Regions from separate parts of the Homo sapiens genome. Here region 1 is linked to region 2. Evidence: read pairs that join two places in POLR2A ChIA-PET (ENCODE). Cell type or tissue: K562. All regions are shown on one strand. Each heading gives the region's core, and the rest is flanking DNA. Links, peaks and the distances in the headings are about the cores only. Region 1 has its middle 27 kb from the start of LRRC74B. Region 2 has its middle 3.7 kb from the start of MIR130B.

Evidence for each region. Peaks named below come from ENCODE experiments on the same cell type or tissue, not always from the same donor. Only the 100,000 strongest peaks of a DNase experiment are listed, where the experiment ranks them.
Region 1: POLR2A ChIA-PET joins it to region 2 with 7 read pairs; 2 of 35 experiments call an interaction of 5 or more read pairs at or near these places.

What each region holds. Positions count from the first base shown.
Region 1 is chr22:21,070,011-21,075,378 of GRCh38, reverse strand. It overlaps the pseudogene TUBA3GP and the pseudogene LOC112268300. Among named protein-coding and RNA genes, the nearest start is that of LRRC74B, 27 kb to the right of the region's middle. In K562, for the core only: a CTCF peak has its summit at 2,508; no DNase peak of the experiment used is centred there; H3K27me3 peaks cover 3,107 bases.
Region 2 is chr22:21,654,367-21,659,734 of GRCh38, reverse strand. It overlaps the pseudogene LOC107985532. Among named protein-coding and RNA genes, the nearest start is that of MIR130B, 3.7 kb to the right of the region's middle. RefSeq lists a silencer at 1,895-2,224. In K562, for the core only: a CTCF peak has its summit at 2,247 (motif pointing right); DNase peaks (open chromatin) are centred at 1,684, 2,164 and 3,014; H3K4me3 peaks cover 1,943 bases.

The DNA of each region.
Region 1 (5,368 bases), core at 304-5,303, 580 kb after region 2:
GACCTTGAAGAGAATGAGCCAGGCTGTTTTTGGTTTTGTTGTTGTTTTATTTTTGTATTTTTAAGTTTTGTTAATCTAATTTTTTTTTTTAGAGGTAGCCTCCCTCTGCCACCCAAGCTGGAGTGCAGTGGTGCAATCATGGCTCACTGCAGCCTCAGACTCCTGGGCTCAAGTGATCCTCCCACCTCAGCCTCCTGAGTAGCTGGGACTACAGGTGCAGGCCACCACACCCAGCTTTTGTTTGTTTTTTGGGTTTGTTTTTTTTTAGAGATAGGGTCTCACGTTTTTGCCCAGACTGGTCTCGAACTCTTGGCCTCAAGGGATCCTCCTGCCTCAGCCTCCCAAAGCCTGGGGTTATAGCATGAAGTCTGTTTTAACATGCATTGGTCATTGACTGTTTTTGGTGCATAGAAGGACCCTCCAGGGACCAGGCCTGGGGACATCAGTCACCCCACCCTCCCCCCCAACTTGCAGTAACACTTGGTTCAACCCCACTGTCCAACCCATCTGACTCAGTAGCCCCTCCCAAGGGAGCAGAGCTAAAAAAAAAAGCTGGTTTTCCCACTGCAAGATGCTGCAGGTCGTTCTCTTCTGGGCCTCCTCGTCCTTCATAAAGTGAGGAGGCCTGAACAGGGCTCCTCACTAACCCCAAGAGCACATGATTCCTGAAGGGTTCCAGAATTGTTTTCTTAATATCCATTATGGCTCAAAGTTATGTTAAGGGTTTGTCAGCCCTGTCAGATTTAAAGGTAAGCATTATTAGTCAGGTGTGGCCACATGCTTGTAGTCCCACTACTCTGGAGGCTGAGGCAGGAGGATTGCTTGAGGCCATGAGTTCAAGGCTGCACTGAGCTGTGATTGCATCACTGCACTCCAGCTCAGGTGACAGAGCAAGACTCAGTCTCTAAAAACCAAAAAAATTTTAAAAAAAATTTCAAAACCCTTACTTCCTCCTTTCTGCTTCCCTCTCATCCTTGTTTCCAGAAGGGACCGAGTCATTACTGAGGGGAAGAGAGGAAGCTCAGATGGTGCCAAGCTGAAGGGAAGCCAGCTCTGAGTCAGGCCCAGGTCTGCAGACTGCCCTGCCGTGTGCTGTGGGGAGCTGGACATTAGTCACCCTGAGAGCACGGGGACACCTAAACACCGCGGCTACAGACGCTCTGACTCTGTCTGGCCTGGCCCGCAGAGGGACTGTGGCCTCAGAGGAGGATGCTGGCCCATTGTGGGAGCTGCTGCAGGGTGGTGGGGCTCATCTGCTCATGGGAGATGGGGTCCTTCCCCCGACCAGTCAGTGGAGACTAAAATAATGGCAGTTTGTACCAAAGGAAATGCGAGGTGGCCATTCTCTGCTTTGTGCCTTTTCCACGAGTCACTGGTAGACTGAGGTGGCCAAACTTCACCCACCACATGCTTCTGGCTGCACCCCTCCTTGGTTCTGGGCAACCCTGACTCCGTCTTTCTTGAGTTGAGTGTGCCAAGCTGACAGAGTTCCAAGCGTGACACCACCATAACCTTCACCACCCACCGAGCAGCAAAGATCTCATTCTCTGAGGAAGAACTCCCCAGAAACTCTCACAAGGAGGGCCATCCTATCCCTGCAGGGATTTGGGGAGAATTTTCTTTTCAGTATTGGCATGGAAAGGGAGCTGGAGTGGCCTCTGGAGTAGCCAAGATCCATGGCGTCTCAGACACAGGAGCCTCCACTTGTTCAAGATGACAAATGGTGAAACGGAAATGTCCTCATGGATCCCTAAAACACCTGGTTGCATCTTTTTTTCAAGAGCGCAGTTTCCAATTGCAGGTGATTTGACTAAACTTGGTAAGAGGCCAGGGAAGAACCAGGATTGAGGCTGAGTGTTCTGTTGGCTGAACCGTCATCTGGTCTCACCCCAAAAGTGGTGGCAGGAGAGCTCCCGCAAGGGACTGCCCCAGACCTTCCACTTGGGTGACTGAGAGCCAGTTGGGATGAGAGCCAGTTGGAATTCCAAAGGAAGAAGCACTTAATGTGAGGGTGGTCAGTCCAAAGCATGTGTTAGGGGAACTTCCATACACACAAGGCTGCAGTATGGCCTCACGAGGGACGGCAAGGATGGAGGTTCTGCCTAGGCATGCTGCAGTGAGGGGGTGGAGTGTGGAGTTTATATAAGGGTGCAAGGAATTTGGCTGGGGCGGGGCCAGTTTCCACATGCTTAGCAACATGTCAGATCTTTTACTGTTTCAGGCAACAAACAACATGTTTATCAGTGTCTGGTAAGAAGCAAGGCCCCAGCTAGGGTTTGAGCCTGCAGGGGGAACATACAGCTGACCAGGTCACAGAGCAGTCAAGGCACACTCTTGGTCAGGACAAAGCTGGGGGGACAAAATGGGAGACCCAACACTGTGAGTCAAGCAGGGGACACATGCCCTGGTTAGAGCCCATGGGGCAGACTCTACCAGGCCAGAGCAAAGGAGAGCCCTGGCCAAGGTACTCCACATGGGGGGCTGTGACCCCATGGGCAAGCCTTCTACCCAAGCACATTTGTCCTCTAGAGGGTCCTCTCGGTCTTGCTGATGCTGACAACACCAAGTCCAGGGAAATCCATCCCGTTAAAATAAAGCTCTGGCCCAAGTGTGGTTGCAGATCTTTCTATCTTCACAAAAAGGAGTAAGCAAATTACAAATCGAGGGAAATCTGAACCAGTGGTCTTCATCTGGGATTCTCTGGTGGTCAGAAGGAAAGTCTCAAGCATTCAGACCACGGGAGGAACCCAGTCATGGAATCCAGTAGCTAAACTCCAGAGTGAGAGGCTTTATTGAGGGATCTGGCCAGCAGCCCGCAATGCAATGGGGCTCTCTCTTTGCTCCTAGGTGGATTGGCAGGTTGAGAAATAATAGACACACACAAGATAGTGAAAGCTGGGTCCAGGGGGTCACTGCCTTCTGGTCCCATGGTGCCAACAATGCACTGGATATACCAGCATTTACTATTAAGTTTAGTGAGGGCGGGGGTAGGTTAGTGAGGGATTTAGGGTCATTTGATTATGAGGTGAGATGGTCACATGGGGATGAAGTAATTCTTTAACATAGCATTTGTATGTAGAAGTACAGTACATTTGTATGTAGAAGTACGGTATACAAAGATAAGAATTTACAATATAGTGTGTGCATCAGTAATTTCTAACAGAGTCTTAGAACAGAAACACAGTCTTTCCATAACCTATGATTAGCAAGATATTAATCAGCAGTAACAATTGCAACAAAAGCTGGTTACAAACAATCCATGGAAACAGGACGTGAAGCTAGACAACTGGTTAGACCAGAAATTCTCAGAAGGGAGTATGCCTTCACCCTAAAGAGGCCTAGAAGAGCTGTGGCAAGATGAGGGCGTTTATAGCCGTATCTTATCCATATGGACAGGCGCCCCCCATGCATCCGTTTATAGGCTCTCCACAAGGGTTGCATTCCATTCCCAGAGCTATGAATATCTGCTTTTCTGGGATAGGAATCTTGGTGATGTGAAACCTCCCTGACTGCACGTCCATTCATAGGCTCTCTGCAGGTGGAAGGACATCACGTGCTGTTGGCTCGTTCTGGCAGTCCAAGCTGGCATTGTCTTTACACAATCCTGCATGCAATTTTGTATTTACAATAATCAGGAGCATTTCATCTTTTATTCCATAGCAATAGTTTCAGGGTGTCTCCCTACAAGGCTTGACCACTGTTTGCAGAATACTCGGGTAGGTAGGAAACAATGTGAGAGCTTCCAAAATCAAAATCAGAAACCCAATTCCAGTACTTGGTGACTGGAGTGTTTCCTGCCTGTCACCATCTAAGGCAGCTCAGATGTACAGTTCAGCGTGAACACACCTGGAGGATGAAGTGGCAAGTCCCTGCTGCTGCTGCTGCTTGGCGCCATCAGGGCAGACCAGGTTCCTTGTCCAGGCCAAGTATGGACCAGCCACCCTTACCCTTCCCTAAATGGACCCGTGGCCAAGGGCTTCTGGGGCATGACCTGCCTTTGGCAGTTCTGAGCCTCAGGACTCAGGACTGATACAGGGCTTTCAGCTTGAAGTGGCTTTGAGGGAAATGTGCAGACACAAATGTTGCTCAAGGAGCACACTTCAGTAGGTGCTGCAGTTACGGGGCTCGTCCGTTCCTATTGGCTGCGCTTTGTGTCTCCTCAGGGAGAAACAAAGACAGCACCTCCCTCGGGAGAGTGCCGGCCCTGTTGGAATGCAGCGGCCGCAAAGGATCCAGCCAGAGGACACCCCGCCAGCCCAGCGCTACCAGGCTGCCCAAGTGGGGTGGGCCTGGAAGAAGGCAGCAGGTGCGGGGCAGCACCTAGGATGGGCCAGAGACTTGTCACACCACTGTCCCCAGCAAAGGCTACGTGTTGTCTCCTTCAGTTGATAATAAGTCTTTCTGAGATGCAGAGGGTCCGGGTCATATGTTCTCTACTGTTTTTTGATGATATTATGGCACAAACATAGAATGAGGTTTTTATGCAGGTCCTGGTTGTGCCACAGCTGAACTAACCAGGTCACTTCACCTTGAGTCAACTTCCTGGAGCTGACTTTGGTTCTGAGAAAAGATATCTGGATTCCCAGGTCTTTTACAAACAGATGTTAACACACTTCACTTGAAGTGAAAGGTGCAAGGTTTTCTACCAAGACAGTTGACAATGCTGAGGGGCAAGGTGACCGTGTGTGTGCGTGGAGGGTAAATGCTGCCTTCCAGGTTACCATGGAGCAGTGGGGGGTCAGGATGGGTGTGTTGTGACCTTCTGTGGGTCACAAATACTGTGGAGAACTCAGTAACACTTTCCCCCTTCTAAAATGTCCTGACCTTACACATTTGACCTACAGCTTTAGGGATTTCATGGACACGCCCCATTCATAGACCTCAGATTTAAACACTCTGCTTCTAGGCTCTTCTTTTTAGCCAGTACATCCCATCAATAGAAAAGCCCCAAAAATTGCAAATTCAGTTGAAACCCTGACTTAGCTTTCCTAGAATTTAGGAAACCTATCCACTCAACGCTTGGCTTGTTTCTCCTGGGTCAAGTCACTTCCATGGCAGCTCCTTAAGTACATACACTCCTGCTGCACCCCAACCGCATGCCAGCAGGGCAGGCTGGGACCCCACTGACTGTCCATGCAGGCTCTGGGGTCCCACCTGCTCCTGTAGGCAGAGCCAAGCAGCATGACACACAGAGGTCTTGGTTTTATAGAGAAACTTTAATTGCAAACAACCTGAAAGCAGCCATGCTGGGGGCGGCAGGAGAGCCCACCACACCCTCCCCTCAGTATTCTTTGCCTTCTTCAGCCTCCGCTTCCACAGAATCCATGCCCACCTCTTCATAATCCTTCTCCAGAGCTGCCAGGTCCTT
Region 2 (5,368 bases), core at 267-5,266:
CCCAAAGTGCTGGGATTACAGGCATGAGCTACTGTGCCCAGCCAAATGCCTTTTTTTTTTTTTTTGAGATGGAGCTTCTCTCTTGTCACCCAGGCTGGAGTGCAGTAGTGCGATCTTGGCTCACTGCAACCTCTACCTCCCAGGTGCAAGCGATTCTTCTGCCTCAGCCTTCCGAAGTAGCTGGAATTACAGGCAAGCCCAGCTAATTTTTCTGTATTTTTAGTTGAGACGGGGTTTCACCATGTTGGCCAGGCTGGTCTTGAACTCCTGACCTCAGGTGATCCACCTGCCTCGGCCTCCCAAAGTGCTAGGATTACAGGCGTGAACCACCATGCTTGGCCTTTTTTTTTTTTTTTTTTTTTTTAATTAAGATGCATTCTAAAGTAGTCAGAGGTACAATGATGTCTGAGATTTCCCTTCAAATACTTCAGAAAAAGGCCTAGGGTTATGGAGAGTGAAACACATTTGGCAAGATGGGGACAGTTGCTGAGGCTGACGACAGGTTCTTGGGGGTGTTCGCTGTCATCTCCAGTTTTGTACATGTTTACTTTAATAAAAAGTGCCTCTTTTTTTTTAAGTGCCAAACACAGGGCCAGAGACAAGCCACAGGGCCACACCAAGGACATGGTTGGTCGGTGCCAGGACTCTCTCAACTTTTTTTTTTTTTTTTCGAGACGGAGTCTCACTCTGTTGCCCAGGCTGGAGTGCAGTGGCGCTGTCTCAGCTCACTGCAACCTCCGCCTCCTGCGTTCAAGCAATTCTCCTGCCTCAGGCTCCTAAGTAGCTGGGATTACAGGCACGCACCACCACGCCTGGCTAATTTTTGTATTTTTAGTAGAGACGGTGGTTTCACCATGTTGGTCAGGCTGGTCTCGAACTCCTAATCTTGTGATCCGCCCGCCTCGGCCTTGTCCCAAAGTGCTGGGATTACAGGCGTGAGCCACCGCACCCGGCCTTTTTTTTTTTTTTTTTTAATTGATTCAGGTTTGCTTGGTTGCTTGAGCCAGCCCTACCTACAGGCCTTCATCCACCACTCCAAAACACTCACCAAGGTGAGCAGTGAGGGCTCTCTCTCTCGGAAAGGTGGCCCAACTTGCTCAGGATCACACAGCCAGGAAGGAAGTAGCAGAGCTGAAGTCAGTCTCCTAACTAAAGAATCTAGCTAGGGGCAGCGCCTCTCCTCCCAGGTCCAGACTGCCCAGGCCCCTTCCTGCTCTGGATAAAACCTGATCCAAGGAGGGCAAATCCAACCGGAAGAATGGAGGTGGTCACCTAGCCCTCGGCCTGGCTGCACTGGGCTCAGACCCCCGCCCAGGGCCCAGCACGGGGAGAGGTTGATCCTCGCCCCGGGAGTAGAGGTGCACGCGGTGGATGCTCTGCTTCAGCTGCTCCACCTGCTCGTGCATCTCCAGGGCGCCCATGCTGTTGCAATGGTTCAGCTCCGCCTGCACAACACAGAAGAACTTCGCCTGCAACAAGAGTAGGAGAGGCAGGGCAGGGGGAGGTCCGGGGCGTGAGACGCCTGCCCGCTCCACTCCCCAGGCTGTGCAGCCTCGGCTTTCTGATAGATCCTACCCTGCAGCCCCAGCTAGGCCGACGGCGACCTCTCCACCCCACCCCCATCCCCGGCCCCCAAAGCTCCAATCGTCGGAGCTCTTTCCTAGGGGACGGCGGACCCGGGTAGTGACAGTTCCCGCCCAGCCGGTCCCATGCCCCGCGGCCGCATCCGGAAAAAAGAGAGCCCGCGCTGTTCCAATTGTACCACCCTCTCCGCCAGCGACGGGTTGCGGACGGGGCTGCGGAAGAGGAGGCGCAGCGCGCGCCCAGTGTAGGTGTCCGCCTGCCTCTCCAAGTCCTCCTCGGAGATCTGCTGGCAGGTCTTGCTCTGCGGGACCTCGCTGTCGAACTTGTCTAGGATCTCTACGAGCGAGCGCGGCTGGAGAGCCCGGGTGGCCTGGAAGCGGAGCAGGCGTCTGGGCGGGGCTCCCGAGGGTCTCGGCGCGCCGACCGCCACTCCCCCCGAGGCCGGAGCGTGGGGTCACCAGGGGAGGCGGGGCCCGTCGTGCGGGACTGCCGGGACGCACCCTCTCTCCCCACGGCCGCGGCGCAGGTGCGGACTCTCTAGCCTACTGCAGCCGCGCCGCCCCGCCCCAGCCAATCCGCGCGGAAGCCGGGGGCGGGGCCAATCCCCAGTCGCCTGCCTCAGGCGACAATGCCCGTTGCTCTGGGCACGCGCGCTCACGACCTCGAGGGGGCGAACGCGGCTGCGCGGGTCCTGGCCCAGTTCCGCAGGGGCCATCGGGCCTTTGACCCGGGTCGGGCTCTTGGCTGCGCCGAGGACGTGGTTGGTCAGCAACTTCTTTAAGGTCCCCACCTCTCGGCAGGCCCCTAGTCCCCTCCGACGGGCGCCCCTCCTCGCTGTCTGTAGCCTCCCGGGCCTCATCCAGGCAACGCCCCGAGAACTTCACTCTGCCCCTAACCCCTCTAGTTCGGACTTTTCACCCTCCTCCCTCTCCTTCACTCTCCATTGGCCTCCCCAGATTCTGCGCTCTCCTCCCCTTTACAGCCACTTGTTTGCTCTGTACTCGCTGCATCTCCGGCCCCTCCTCAGTGTCCTGTTCCTCCTGCTCCACCTCGCTGTCCTTTTCCTCTTGCCCCTCGAATGCGTTTCTGAAGGTCCTGGCTTCACCGTCTCATCTGGGACGATCTTACACACTTCTTGTTCCTGATTAGAACCCATAACTGACTGAAAAACACACCCACTGTGTCTCACCCTTCAGCTCCAGACCCACATCCAAATGACCACTGGGGACGATTCTTGGGCATCTCATGCTGAACATGTCCACATTCACGCACAGCTTCTTCTCCCTGAAAGCTACTTTTCTTACCCCTCTCCCCTCCTACTTGGTCAGCCACTGACCCCAGCCACTAACAAGGGGGTGCACCCTGGACTGCGTCCTCCCTTGTCCCCTCCTTGTCCTCCATCAGCCCTGAGATCCATAGTGTGCCTGAGACGTTTAATCAGATTTTTCATCTCTTACTGCTAAACCACCACCCCTCAGCTCTTCCAACATAGGAAGTGACATTTATTTCCTCCTGCCTGGGGACAACCAAAGAAGAATGAGGTCTGTCCTGATCATCTTGTCTAGGAGTGCAGGCAGAGAGACTTGTCAGGTACACTTGGGCTCAAATCTCTATTCTACTTCCTGCCCTGGTGTGACTTACAAAATGAAACTTTAAAATCTATAGTATGTGCCTTTTTTTCTTTCTTTTTTTCTTTCTTTCTCTCTCTCTCTCTCTCTCTCTCTCTCTCTCTCTCTCTCTCTCCCTCCCTCCCTCCCTCTCTCTCTCTCTCTTTCTTGTCGGAGTCTCACTTTGTCGCCAGGCTGGAGTGCAATAGCGCGATCTCAGCTCACTGCAACCTCCGCCTCCCAGGTTCAAGAGACTCTCCTGCGTCAGCCTCCGTACTAGCTGGGACTACAGGCATACACCATCATACCCAGCTAATTTTTGTATTTTTAGTAGAGGCAGGGTTTCTCCATATTGGCCAGGCTGGTCTTGAACTCCAGACCTCAGGTGATCCCCCCGCCCTCGGCCTCCCAAAGAGCTGGGATTACAGGCGTGAGCCACCGTGCCTGGCCAGGATGTGCCTTTTTTCATACAGGACAAGCACCCCCTTGAGGGTGGAGCAGATCCCTAATCACCCTCCCATCATGTCATTCCAGTAACCCATGCTTCACACTTTATACCTGTATTTGTATTTTTAAAAAGTGTAGGCCGGGCACAGTGGCTTACAGCTCCCAGCACTTTGGGAGGCCGAGGCGGGTGGATCACCTGAGGTCAGGAATTCGAGACCAGCCTAGCAAACATGGCGAAACCCTGTCTCTACTAAAAATACAAAAATTAGCCGGGCGTAGTGGCACATTCCTGTAATCCCAGCTACGCGGAAGGCTGAGGCAGGAGAATTGCTTGAACCCAGGAGGCAGAGGTTGCGGTGAGGCGAGATTGCACCATTGCACTCCAGCCTGGGCAACAAGAGCGAAACTCCGTCTCAAAAAAAGGGTGGGGGGTTATTGGGCCCCTCCTCTTTGTCAGACACTGCCAAGAGATTTTTTTTTTTTTTTTTGAGACGGAGTTTCCCTCTTGTTGCCTAGGCTGGAGTGCAATGGCGCAATCTCAGCTCACCGCAACCTCTCCCTCCTGGATTCAAGTGATTCTCCTGCCTCAGCCTCCTGAGTAGCTGGGATTACAGGCATGCGCCACCATACCTGGCTAATTTTGTATATTTATTTTTTATATTTTCAAGAGGGAGTCTTGCCCTGTTGTCCAGGTTGGAGTGCAGTGGCGCGATCTTGGCTCACTGCAACCTCTGCCTTCCGGGTTCAAGCAGTTCTCTGCCTCAGCCTCCCTAGTAGCTGGGATTACAGGTGCCCACCACCACACCCGGCTAATTTTTGTGTGTGTGTGTGTGTGTTTTTAGTAGAGATGGGGTTTCACCATCTTGGCCAGGCTGGTCTTGAACTCCTGACCTTGGACCCACCTGTCTCAGCCTCCCAAAGTGATGGGATTACAGGCGTGAGCCACTGCGCCCAGCCTAATTTTGTATATTTAGTAGAGATGGGGTTTCTCCATGTTGGTCAGGCTGGTCTCAAACTCCCGAACTTAGGTGATCCACCTGCCTCGGCCTCCCAAAGTGCTGGGATTACAGGCATGAGCCACTGCGCCTGGCCAGAGATTTTTTAAATGACAGTTGTCTCTGCCTCAGGGGCTCCCAGTCTAATGGACACTTCTGCCACAGGGAGAACATTTTGATTTAGGCCGGGTGCGGTGGCTCATGCCTGTAATCCCAGCACTTTGGGAGGCCCAGAAGGGCAGATCATGAGGTCAGGAGTTCGAGACTAGCCTGGCCAACATAGTGAATCCCCGTTTCTACTAAAAATACAAAAATTACTGGGTGTGGTAGCACCTGTAGTCCCAGCTATTCGGGAGGCCGAGGCAGGAGAATCGCTTAAACCCGGGAGGCGGAGTTTGCAGTGAGCCAAGATCGTGCCACTGCACTCCAGCCTGGGCGACAGAGCAAGACTCCATCTAAAAAAAAAAAAATTTGATTTAACAAGCTGTTCTGGAGGAATATTCAATGCTGTGAAGCCCAGAGAAGGCTTCCATTGGGAGGGAGCCAGTGAGCAGAGCCCTGAGTTCAGTCTCCCCGCAGCAAGAGCAGGAGACAGCTGCATGGGGGTCTCCAGCCAGTGGGTACAGAATCTGTACAGGACTGAGGGGTGGCCACCTCCAGCCATGGCCCCTGGTGCCTAGAGGAAGGGAGGATGGATCTAAGTCAGATGACCCTAGGATCAAGGAACCCCAAGGG